Linked DNA regions of Homo sapiens: region 2 is linked to region 1. Evidence: chromatin contacts called from ENCODE Hi-C or POLR2A ChIA-PET data. All regions are on one chromosome and are shown on one strand. Each heading gives the region's core, a stretch centred on a gene start or an enhancer-like site at or near the end of the contact. The rest is flanking DNA. Distances are from core to core; before and after follow the strand shown.

The links. A loop is a pair of places that touch in the nucleus more often than their neighbours do. ChIA-PET counts read pairs that join two places held with the same protein, here RNA polymerase II (POLR2A).
Region 2: a map of GM11168 shows a loop between it and region 1 (2.2-fold over the local background). The contact joins the promoter of ATP2B2-IT2 here to the enhancer-like site in region 1. A Hi-C loop is called at or near these places in 1 of 168 maps with a recorded cell type or tissue (GM11168). POLR2A ChIA-PET finds 5 or more read pairs at or near these places in 2 of 52 experiments (B cell and OCI-LY7).

What each region holds. Positions count from the first base shown.
Region 1 is chr3:10,516,709-10,522,861 of GRCh38, forward strand. It overlaps a transcript of ATP2B2 not described here. Among named protein-coding and RNA genes, the nearest start is that of ATP2B2, 14 kb to the left of the region's middle. Within about 2 kb of position 1,928, at least 3 of the 41 ENCODE cell types and tissues checked have a DNase peak (open chromatin) inside an H3K27ac peak, as active enhancers do.
Region 2 is chr3:10,624,263-10,630,403 of GRCh38, forward strand. It overlaps ATP2B2-IT2 (ATP2B2 intronic transcript 2), which reads right to left and starts at 2,545. Exons shown (of 2, transcript NR_046766.1): 1 at 2,504-2,545; 2 at 1,753-2,223. It also overlaps a transcript of ATP2B2 not described here. RefSeq lists an enhancer at 4,994-5,493.

The sequences.
Region 1 (6,153 bases), core at 678-3,177:
GAGATTCAGTGATAAGGAAAGTGATATTTACAGGGCTCTCGCCACGTGCCAGGTGCCGTGCCCACAGCCTTCCTGGCTGACTTCATTCCTTGTTTCCTCATCTGCAAAATGGAGATGATGGAAGTGTCCACCCTGTGGAATTGTACGGTGAGCTGAAGTGACAGCTTAAATGGGCTTGCTGATTGTAAAGTGTCATGCTAATGCTGTTATTCTACTTTGAAGGGCAATGCTTGTTTAGATCTACAATTTTCAGATGTGTGTGTGTGTGTGTGTGTGTTTCTTAAAAAAAGCCACAGGCATGCTATTTATAGCCAGCTCCTGTACAGGTTTTTATCATTCCTTGCCTGCTCTGCTAAAAATAACAAAACGACAAAGGTCAAGTCTGCTTCTACCTATCTGAGGAGTCTACAAAGAATGAGCCTTTTGATTCACTGCCTCGGTGAAGTGAGGACTCTCCTGCCAGCTCGGTGCAGGCCACAGCCCTGGAACTCCTAACCAGGTCGACTGGGTCTACACCGAGGAGCTGAGGAAGGCTGGGGGCGGGGAACCTGCAAGTGTCACACTGGGCAGATGCATCTCGCCTCGGCCACCCCTTCCCCTTCCCCCAGCCTGGGGAGGGAGGTGGTGGTGGAGCACCATAGACTGAAGGACAAATATTCTGGGTCCTGGTCCCAGGGATGCAGTGTGGGCCATGGTTTCCCCATATTCAAAATGAGAGGGGTTGGGAAAATAGCCACTGAGAATTTTCTCTCCAGCCTAAATGCATACATGCTCCATTCTTTTTTCTCTCCCCTTCAGCCTATAACACTATGGACTCATTTAATGAATATCCACTGGCCCTTAATAATGACAATAGCATTGATGATACTGCTACTCAGCCACTACTTGTGGAGTGTCCAGAACATACCAGGCACCGGGCTAAGAAAGCCTTGAGGTGGAGTAAACTCACTGAATCCGTGCAACCCCACTGGAGAAGGAAGCTTGTCATCCCCATCTGATACATGGGGAGGTGACTGAGCCCAGAGCCTTGCACATGCACAGTCTCGCACCAGGCAGTGACAGCTCCAGGATGTGAACTGGGTGTCACGTCCTGGGCCTGTGCTTGGCTCTAGGCACTGTGCCGGGCACAGCAGGTAGGAAGACAGACACAGAGCTTGCTTTCCCTGTCGTTGAGGGAGCGATGGCTGCAGATAGGATGACCTCACACAGTGTGGGAAATGGCAGTAGACAGACGGGGGATTGGGCAGCCTGTGCAGGTTGCAGGGAGGAGCACATTTCACCTTTGCCAGTGAGGCATTCCAGGTAGCAGGCACAGCAAGAATGAAGGTAGGGTGGGGTTGGGGTGGGGAGGGCTTGAAACCTCACAGCAAAAAGATTTGCATTTAGTCTGTGGACCAGAAACCCTCAAACTCCAGTAATGATGTTTGCCAGTCTGCAAGTTCTAGCATATACTTTGCATCTGTCCTGAAATCACCTCCCTTTTAGAAACATATGTATCTCTCTACTTAGTGTTATCTTAAGCATTCATAGTCACAATATCATGGATTTGCCTTGCCAGTTGTATTTTTCCCCTAACACATCAAAGTAAGTGCACAGGTATTAAACTAGAGAGGATGTGCTTGCCCCCCTCCAAAATGCGGACTCGCGTCTGCCTTTGGAAACCAGGACCGTGGGTTTAGGCAGCTTGGAGGCTTGATCCGATCTGGACTACAGAAGGATTTCTCGGAGGTTAGAAGGGATAGGGGAGGCATTCCTGGGAATCTGCCCTTGTCCCATGACAAAGGTCTGGGGGTGCCAGCATGCCCCCAAGCTGAGAGTGCCACTCTTGCCCCAGCAAAACCCCTCCTTGGCCTCAGCTCTCTGGCTTCACCTGAGCCCACTCCTGATCCGCTTTCTCCCAGCCAAGCGCCGCTGCGGCCGTGCTGACCTCAATGACTAACACACATTCCTGGCCTAGTTACAGAGCCCCTCGCCTCGCGTATTTATAGCCACCTCCCAACTCCACTCATGCCTCTGAGGGAGGCCTGGCCCTTCTTTGAAAGCTCCTTTCACTACCCCTGCCCTGCCCCGGGCCCCGCTTTCACCGGCAGGTGCTGTCAGTCTCCCCTCTGTCGGGGACAGGTGTGGGGCAGGGATTTTGTTCTGTGTGGCCATGGGAAAGTGGCTTCCCCTCCCTGGACCTCATCTGTAAAGTAAGAGCCATCATACTCTCCGGCCAGGCTGGGCTGTGGTGAAGATAAACTGAGATATTCATTCTGAGATCATGAGTAATAACTAATGTTCATGGAACACCAACTGTGCACTAGGCCCTGTCTAAACACTTGGCACATTATGAACTCATTTAATTCTTACAACAACCCCACAAGGGACATACTGGTATCATCATGCCAATTTTGTAGAGGAGGAAACTGAGGAACAGAAAAGTTAGGCAGCTTGCCCAAGGTCAAACACCTAGCTGGGATTCAAACCAGACTCCAGAATCTGTACTCCGGGCACTGTGCTGAACTTGACACACAGAGTGGTCCTCAGCCATACTGTGGATTTGCCCTGTTTGTTTCCTGCCTTTGGGGTCCCCTGAATTAGCTAAGCACATCACTCACCGTCTGCAATAAAGTGGCCGAGGCGGGAGTGAATAATGAAGGTGCAATGTGCAATGTCCGGGCCTTTCAAGGGGCTATTGAGGACTTGGCTAATGAGGGAACAGAGCAAGAAAGAGAGAAGAGTCACAGCTGGGACTCCTGTCAAGGTGCCCAGCTTTACAGAGAGGTATGCTGACGCATGGCAGCATGGCAGGGCAGGCTGGCATCTGATGGTACGTGAGAGGCGTTGGAGTTCTAGGAGTGGAGAACTCAGTTCCTGTGTCCCCTGCCCCTACCCCACCTCTGACATCTCTCACCCTTGATCTCAAAGGAGGAAAGCTTCCAATGAATGTTTTGATAGAAAGGTTTTAGGAACTTAAGCCACCTCGTCCCATGAATGTTATAGTTCCAAAAGAAGATTCCAAGAGGGACAAGAGAACAAATATTGTTTGGGTGTTTACTGTATGTGTGGCACTGAGCCAGGCACTCAGCAGTCACTTGTTCATTCAACAAACATTGGCTCAGAACTCACTCCACTCTCTGTGCCAGCACTGATGCTGCCTGCCTTGCATGTGGAGACTTCTGGACCAGGATACCTGCCTAGCAAGTGGCAGGACTGGGATCGAATGCAGGGGTTTTTCTCACATCATACAACTGCTATTGGTGGGTGCAGGGACATCTGACTTCACCTCCTCATACCCTTTACCATATACATTTGGCTGCAGCCCAGTTTTTCAGGTCCCCACCCTGATCCCTCATGGTCACTGGGACATGCTGCTCTTCCTAAAATCAGCCCTAACAGATAAAACTCTATTCCCAACCTCAAAGGAAGCTCCAAGCCATGGTTTCTGGATTCTGGAATTGAAGAGAGGTGTCGGCTGCCTGTCCTTAGCCAGAAAATTAATGGCCAACCCTGATTTAATTAGCTTTTCCTTACAATGATTTAGGGAAGCCTGTAATTAGCTCAGGGGCCTGGAGGGAGAGGCCCAGGTGTTGGAGCCAGTGCTGGAGCAAGCAGCAGGGGAGGGGGGTGCCGGTTTTAAGATCAGACTCCTGCCCTTGCGAGGTAATAGTGGAGGCTGGGAGAACCCCTCACCTCCTCACTGTGGGAGGCGGGTGGAGAGAAATCCTAAATGAATGCAGAAGAAGAGAGGGTGGACTTAGAGATTATAAAAATATTCTTTTACTTTTTTTTTGTTTTGAGACAGAGTCTCATTCTGTCACCCAGGCTGGAGTGCAGGGCACAATCTCGGCTCACTGCAACCTCCACCTCCTGGGTTCAAGTGATTCTTGTGCCTCAGCCTCCCGAGTAGCTGGGATTACAGGCGGGCACCACCACACCCAGCTAATTTCTGTATTTTTAGCTGGGGTTTCGCCAGGTTGGTCTTGAACTCCTAATCTCAAGTGATCTGCCTGCCTGGGCCTCCCAAAGTGCTAGGATTACAGGCGTGAGCCACCACACCTGGCCTCTTTTTTTTTTTTTCTTTTTTTTCTTTGCCTACCCAAATAAAAAAGAGTGCCTTTCTATTTTGATTTGTATTGGAACAAACTATATGGCATACGTGGCTTCGGCAGGCCACACATCACTGCAGGTTCAGAGTGGCAACTAGACTATGTCACTGCAGATAAACTCTCCAAGCCCCTTGCATGTGGCTGTGGCAATCCTCCCACAGTGTCAGGTGTTAAAGCCAGACTTTTCCAGCTAATAACAGGGCAGACTCTGTTTGCAGTTCTGAGGAGGGGGCTCCCAGAACAGGGTCTGCATTTCGTGCAAGGTAAATGGATATTAGCCAGACATTGGACAAGGTTTTGCCTGAGACCCTTGCCAGCTTCAGACTTCCGGGGCACACATCCCAAGGAGTAGATTGTCCCTCTGTGGCACCCCAGCCCCTGTGTGACCCACCTTAGTGGGTTTCCTGCCAAGCCCTGCACCTGCCCCCACACAAATCCTCACAGGGAAGCAGAGCCAATCCTACCACTCAAGAATTTAGCCTTGATCTGGAGGCATCAGAGAAGCCCCCATAAACAATCAGTCAAGTAACAGTGAAGAGTTTGCAGGCTATCTTTGAGGATAAGATGGTATCCAGGACCAGAAAATCCTTCATTCATGAACTTTCAGTCTGGGAACTTTCATGGGCATGAATAAACCCATAGCCAGTGGATAATGTCGGTGATTATGGACAGGTGTTTAATCTCTGGGCCATTTGTTCTTGATCCAGAATGATTTGTCTGTTGATGCTCCTTTTTAAGGTGTTTTAAGGACATTGTTAATCCCTCCAAGTCCAACCAATATAGAAGCAGCGAGAGTGTGGAAACTGTGTAAAGTGATTGTGGGAACGGAGGTGAAATGTCACTCTTTAGAGATATATACACCCAAGGTGCTTGTATTGTGATATCTGAGATGTAGAGACAAGTTGATTGTGAACTCCTTAGGGAGTTAGTCTGAGTGTGAGTGGAGAGCCAGAGGTGGCCATGGGCTACATTTGGAAGGAACAACAGCATTTCTGCTGCCACTTTCAGAATGCCTACTCTGTGTCAGAGGCCACGCCAGCCACATACATCATCTCTAACTCTTACAGCAACCCTGCTAGGGAGGCAATATTAGCCCATTTACAGAAGAGGAGACTGAGAGTCAGCGAGGGGAGGTAACTTATCCAAGACTATCCAGCCAGGCAGGGCAGTGTTTGGACTTCAACCCACGTTTGTCAGGTAACAGTCTGTGTTCTTTCACAGTTCACAGAGGTGGGACAGTGGGGTTGGGGATTGAAAGACAAGGGGGATTATGTGGGTGGGCACAAGGCAGAAAGGAAAATGAATGTAAATTTTTATTTTTAAAAATGTATGCTGTGTACCTACTGTGAGCCAGGTTGCCAAGATGAAAAGTGCAGTGTCCACCCTCCAGCTCCTCGTGGTCCCGTGTATGTGTACTGCTGTGCCCTATTTGAGGAGGCTTCCTTTTCAGTACGTGTGTATTGCCTTTTCTCAGCTGCTGTGCTTATCCCCCTCATCATAATAACCCCCTGTGTGAGGCTCAGAGAAGTTAGCTAGTTGTCTCAAGATCAGACAGCTAGTAAGTGGAGGAGCTGGGATTTGATCCCATATCTGTTTGACTGCACAGCCTGAGACCTTCCCTGGGATCCTCTCTTCCCTGTGACCATCATGCCTATCTCCCTTCTACCTCCTGGTCATTCCACTGGAAGTAACTTTCTGTGTGCATAGCTTCTGCTGAAGCCAGTGTTGGACTTGTTAGCTGGAGAAAGGAGATGTGTTTGGAAACCACCCAAGAAAAAGACACTTGAAATAACTTTTCTCAGTAGCCCTTACTGCTAAAATGTGCTGAATCCCGAACAGGAGTAGGCCTCTGAAGGACTCACATCCACACCATCCGTTTGTCTGGGATCTACAGCTGATGGTGCACTTTTGAAGTCATTACCTCATAGAGCCTCACAGCAGCCTGGGGCAGGTGTCCTGAACCTCCTTTTACAGATGAAGAAGCTGGAGGCTCAGAGAGGTAATGGGGCTTGCTCAAGGTCACACTGACACCTGGGGGTGACCTTGGATGCCTCATGTTTTC
Region 2 (6,141 bases), core at 1,295-3,794, 110 kb after region 1:
TCAGAGATTTAGTAAGTCTAACGTGTGGAATTTCACCCCCTCAGTAACTTTTCCAAAATGTCTTTCCTTTATTTCTGGCCGAGATATGAGGCCCCTCTGCCTCTTCCAGCTCTCAGGACAGGTGCTATGTCTGGGTCTCCATCACAAGAATCCCTGTGTTGCATTGGTGGGTGTGTCTCTGCCTGTGGTGGCCATACGCTCTTGAAGGAGGGATTGTGCCTGGACACTGGTGTGTCCCAGGGGTTGACAATCTCAGCGCCTGAAATGTCACTGTGTGCTCAATCAATGTTTTTGAACACAGGGGTGAGGTTTTAAGTATTTAGCAAGCAGCACGGCTTTGTCATGTGCCAAGGGGGACACTAGCTATAAATAACCAACAGGGCTTTCCTGACCCTGCTTGTCAGTCAAACATCAGCCCTGGTGGAATGAATGAATGCATGAATGAATGAGTACGAATGCATGAATGAATGCATGAATGAATGAGTTGTAAGACCCATATAAGAGGTTGTAACTATTAACTAAAGAGGAAAAGCACTTTCTGAGGAAAAGCACTTTCTAAGGCAAAGCCCAATGTTGTGTTTTTTAAATGTTTTCCTTTTTCTGGACTTTTCTGGCTTGGCTGTTCAGATGTGGGGGTGGGGGCTTGGTGGTGCAAAGATACCCGACCCCCACCATGGCACCAGGCTGGAGCCAAGGCCAGATGGGAAAGCGGGCCTTTCTGTGTCCTTAACAGAGCTGGCGGCAGCTTTGGTATTTCAAATGTCCTTCTGAAATCTGAATCCAAAATGGAACAATTTTTCGAGTAAATAATACCATTGATGTCAGTGTTGCTGCAGGAGGTTCAGCAGGCCCCAGAAACTCAGAGGTGAGGACGTGGTATTCTGGCTACACAAGGTCTCTGGCTGCACGAGGCCACCTGCCTTGCAGGGGAATGAACGGTCTGTGGGTACTTAAGGCATTGGCCTAGCTAAGAGACACATTTTCTTTTTCCTGATTATACTTGATAGTGCCCCAGGGACATTCAAAAATGCCATACCTTGGGACCCTATGCTGTCATGGGCTTCGGGGGCCTGGGTCAAGAGTGAGAAGGTGAGGGGTGGTGGAGCCAGGGGGAGGAGTCTTGCAGCTGCAGGGGAGATAAGAACGGGTCAGGGCCTTCTCTGAGTGATGGGCTGCCCCTGGCTCCCGCTGAACTACTGAATGGGATGGCTTCAGATTCCCATATTGGTTTCCTACTCCGCCAGGATTTGACGCAGATACTCCCCGGTTTGAGTTACAGAATCCGGATCATGGCTTCCTGACCCTTGGCTTCTTGGGCGGTTTGTGGAGGAGGGGGAGGTGTTGAGTTTTCAAGAGGGGCCGGGCCCAGAGTGTATTCAGAAGGCTTGGAGGAGAGTGGCCAGGATGCAGCCAGGGCTACCCCTCTGTGGTGGGAGTGGTGCCCCCACACTCAGGGACCCTTCAGCAGGGACCCCCTCCCATTGCCACCCAAGGATGGGAGGCACACTCTGGGACACCTCTCCAAGGAGAAAGTCTGAGTTTAGTGCGCGTATTGTATGTTTAACACCTCCCTGACGCTTGCTAAATTCTCTCTTAAACAAGGAGAGCAGACCTCCACTGGTAGGATGCAGTATCCACCCAGGATTTAATAGCATCAGCAGTCTGCCTTCTTTTTCTAAAGTTTTTTAAAATTGTTACTTTCTATTTATGACAGCTGTTACCATTTTTTTCCCATTTATGGTAGCAATAAAGTTTCACTCTAAAATAAGTTTATTTTGGTTGAAAAAAAGTGAGCTCATTTGAATAAAGATTTTCAGTACTTTTTAGTACAGGTGTTCTGATCTCCAGGTGTGGAGGGAGGGAAAGAAACAACTGGAGTTTGGGAAACTCTCATCTAGTCCAACCTCCCCACAGCAGAGATGGGTACACTGAGTCCCAGAAGAGAGAGGCATTGCCCAAGCACACACACCTCGTTATAAAAGACTGAGACAGGGTAAAGGGCTCAGGGTTGGGGACTCCGGCCTTTTTCCACTTTGCCATCTCTTCTTTGTGAGGCCAGGATGTGAATGTCTCTCTTGGTGTGATCCTCACAAGCAGGGGGAAATGTGGGCTCATAGATCTGCTGCTGCCAGGGTCCTGGGGGATCTGCAGGGGCTGGAACTGAGTGAGCCTTTTCATCTCTACCCCACAGAGCCAGTCACAGAATTGATGCTTAGTGAGAACCTGGTGAAAGGATAGATGGATGAATGGATGGCTAGAAAGAAAAGTGGATATATGGAGATACAGATGGAGAGAGAAGGGGATGGATGGATGGATGGATGGATGGATGGATGGATGGATGGATGGGTGGATGGATGGATGGACTGGTGGATGAATTGGTAGTTAGAGAGGCTGATAAATGAATAGATGGAGAAAAGGATGAGTGAATAAATGGATGAATGGAGATGTCAATGAATAAATAATTTGGCTGATGACTTAGGATTCTCCCTGTCCCATTACCTACCCAAGGTTATTTTCATTCCTTTAGAGAGCTAGCAGAAAGTTCTCTATGAGAAAAAGAATTAATGGTGATATTTCAGTTACCTTGATAGACTGGTAGTGAGACACACACACACACACACACACACACACACACACACACACACACACACACACTTTTCATTTACCAATGAGACACTGAGGCAAACATAAATGACACTGCCCAGGAGTCCAGGGCCTGGGCTTCTCATTTTGCTTTTGAAACTCACTCCCCAGACTCGGATGAGTTGTCTCCCTTCTCTGGGCCTCCATTTCCCCATGTGTAAAACAAGAGTGGGTGAGTCAACTAATTCTCACCCTCCCAGCATCCTGTGGCTCCTTTAAGGCCTGCCAGATGCCAAAGCTTCCCCATGCCCCACAGTGTGGATGGCAGGTTCTGAATCTGTCAGATTGACTGGGCTTCTCTAAGAGGCGGGTGCTTTCCTGCAAGGAGATGTGCCAGAGCCAGCCAGACAAGCAAGTGGTCCCCGGGGGCAGCATCAGCATGGGCTCCATCTCGCTCTGCCTTTGGGACCAGCTTATGGAAAGGAGAGAATATTGGAAAGACTGGTGACATGAGGTCAAGGCCTCAGTACCCTAAGGGATGCCTCCCTTCATATATAAAACTGTAATATGGAGGCCTGGACAAACAAAGATGGGAGGACAGGGCAGGGGCAGGAGGGAGAGGCTCCTGGGTTAGCCAGTCCTGGGTTCAGATCCTGCTCCTGCCACTTCTTAGCTATGTGACCCTGGGCCAGTTCTCCCAGCCTCTCTGAGCCTCATCATCCTCCAAAATGTGAGAAAAATGACCTCTCCCCCTCGCTGGATCCTTGTGCAAGGTCGGGTGTAATAGATGCTAGCTTACTGTCCTTCCAGTCGGTGAACCGCAAGGGAAGAGCCTGGATCTTCTTCATTACGAATTTCTCCACTTACTAAATGTTTATTGAGCACCTACCATGTGCCAGGCCCTCTCCCCTGCTCTGGGAATGTGGTGGTGAGCTAAGGTAGACCCAGTGTCTGACCTCGTGGCCTTCACAGTCTGATGGCCGTTTATCAAATGGTCACTTATATAAGTAGGAAATGTCACCTGAGATAGGTTCTGTAAAAAAGGTGGGGTGGAGGAGGGGCTACATCATGGGGCCCACTTTGTGTGATGATCCTGGGCCAGGGTCATCAGGGAGGCGACTCAAGCTGAGACCTGAAGCTATGCAGGTGGGGAGCAGGTACAGGTGTTGGGGGCAAGGGAGAGGCTGGGCAATGCAAAGGCCTATTGCGGGATGGGCGTGGCACATTCCGGGACCAGCAGGGAAGCCAGTGTGGCTGGAGCAGGGGGCGGGGACCTGCATGGCCTCACAGGAAGCTAGAGACATGGCAGAGGCCCGACAACCCAGGGCCTCAGGGCCCATGGCCAGGGCTTTGGACTTTCTCCTGAGAAAAATGGGGAGTCATTAACAGATGTACAGTGGAAGGGTGAGAAGTCTGGCCGCTGTGGGTAGAGAGTGGATGCAGGACTCCCAGAGGGAGGCTGAGAGCAGTGAGGTGGCCATGCCACCATCCAGGCAAGAGGCAATGGTGGCCAGACTGGGTGGTGGACACAGAGTGAACAGCAGCCAGGAGCAGCCCTCCTCCAAGCTCTGGCGAATGATTAACGTGCAGGGAAGAGATGCCTGTGGAGTCCTCTAGGACATCCTCTGCCTCCTTTCGCAGCTCTCTCCTAATGCCCTAAAGCTCAACAACAGCCCTACACCCGGAGGCAGGCCTCAACGCAGGACATGTAGTAGGGCGTCCATGCAATAGTGAAAGTGATGGCATTCACAATTCCGACCCATGGACTTCACTGTTTACAATCTCCTTTCACAGCCTTTACCATAGTTGCTCCTCATAGCAACTGCCACGGTGGGAGACCCCAAAACCAACCTCTTTCCTGCATCCCTTTGGAAGCAGAAAGGCAGTCACCACGGTAGGGACTGTGGTTATACAGTTGATGCTGGTTATTTCTGGTAGTTCTGCTCTATAAAGTCACTGTGGGTGCTGAATTGTCAAGTACTGAACCTTTGCTCCTAGGAAATACAGGGTCAGGTTCCTGGGAACTTCTGGTCACAACATTTTCACCAACTGATCAGTATATAACCTTGTTTTAAGTATTGTTTGTTTGTTTTTGTTTGTTTAAAGATACCTTATTTAATATCTATCGTTGGCTCATTAACGTTGGGCTCCCGGCCAACGGCACCATAACTCACGCCTGGATGAAGCTGCCTAACACACGGTTTTCTCCGTAGGGCACAGCCGGGCCTTCTGGGCTGAGGAACACAAAACAGCACGGCAGCACCACGCTTCGGGGCCATTTCAAACAGCAAAACCACCAACAGAAAGCACACAGATGGGGAAATATGCGGTACTGCACAGACTGCAGAAGGCACCCCTGCTTATGGGACGAGCTTGAAGCAGGAAGGCAGAGCGTCACCTGGCTCGACCTCCGCTGGGAACGCGCTGCGGGCAACTGCCATTTTCCACCTCTGCACACGTCTACAAATCACCGCAAAAGCACCATGAGTATTGATCTGGGTATATACATTATCTGGGTACATACATTATCTGGGTAAATACATTTTAAGGAGGAGGCAAACTCGCACATATGGACTCCACAAAGAAGGAGGATGTGTTGATCATTCATTTGTTGATAGGGCACATTTCCCGCCGAGGGCCTTCCGTGTGCCACATGCCTCTCCGGTGCTTGGGAGACCACAGGCGTCGTCTCAGCCGATCCTCACCTGCCCTGTGGGTAGAGGCTGTTGTTTTTCAGAGGCAGAGGCATAGAGGTTTGGTTGCAGGTGGAGGGTCCCACAGCTGGGAAGTGGCCGAGTGGGGATGAAACCCAGGGATCCTTCCTCCAGAGTCCAGCTCCACTGCCCAAGCTTCACCTGCATGCGCTCATTCTAAAAGCTGTTTTCACACCAAATCTCCGCAAGCCCTCTTTATTTCCCACTTCCTGCCAAGTAAGCAGTTCAGCTCACAAACTATATTAATCTCTGGCATAAATTCATTTAAACAAAATATTGCCAAGCAACGCAAAAGCAGAAATCCTCTTACAACCCACATGGGTATCGATGCTGTGCGTGTGGAAGGGCTGAGCCTCTTAGTGTCTGATTGTAAACACACCCAAATCTGTGACAAAGACTGGGCAAAGCCAGTGGAGAAGCCATCAGGACAAACCCCTTATCCTCGGGGACAGACTGACCTCTCACTGTCCGTCCAAGGCTGGGAGTGTGGGGCGTTGCTCTTCGCCTGCTGATTTGGCTGAGTCTCCCCAATCCTCACAGACAGCAGCAGGCAACAGTTAAACACGGCCACCTTTGAGTGGTAACACAATTTCATTTTAAAATTTTTTATTTTTAACTTTTAAGTTCAGGAGTACATGTGCATGTTTGTTACATAGGTAGACTTGTGCCATGGGGGTTTGTTGTACAGATTATTTCATCACTTAAGTATTAAGCCCAGTACCCATTAGTTACTTTTCCTGATGCTCTCCCTCTTCCCACCTTCCACCCACCAAGAGGTCCCAGTGTCTGTTGTTCCCCTCTACAGGTCCATGTGTTCTCATCATTTGGCTCCCATTTATAAGTG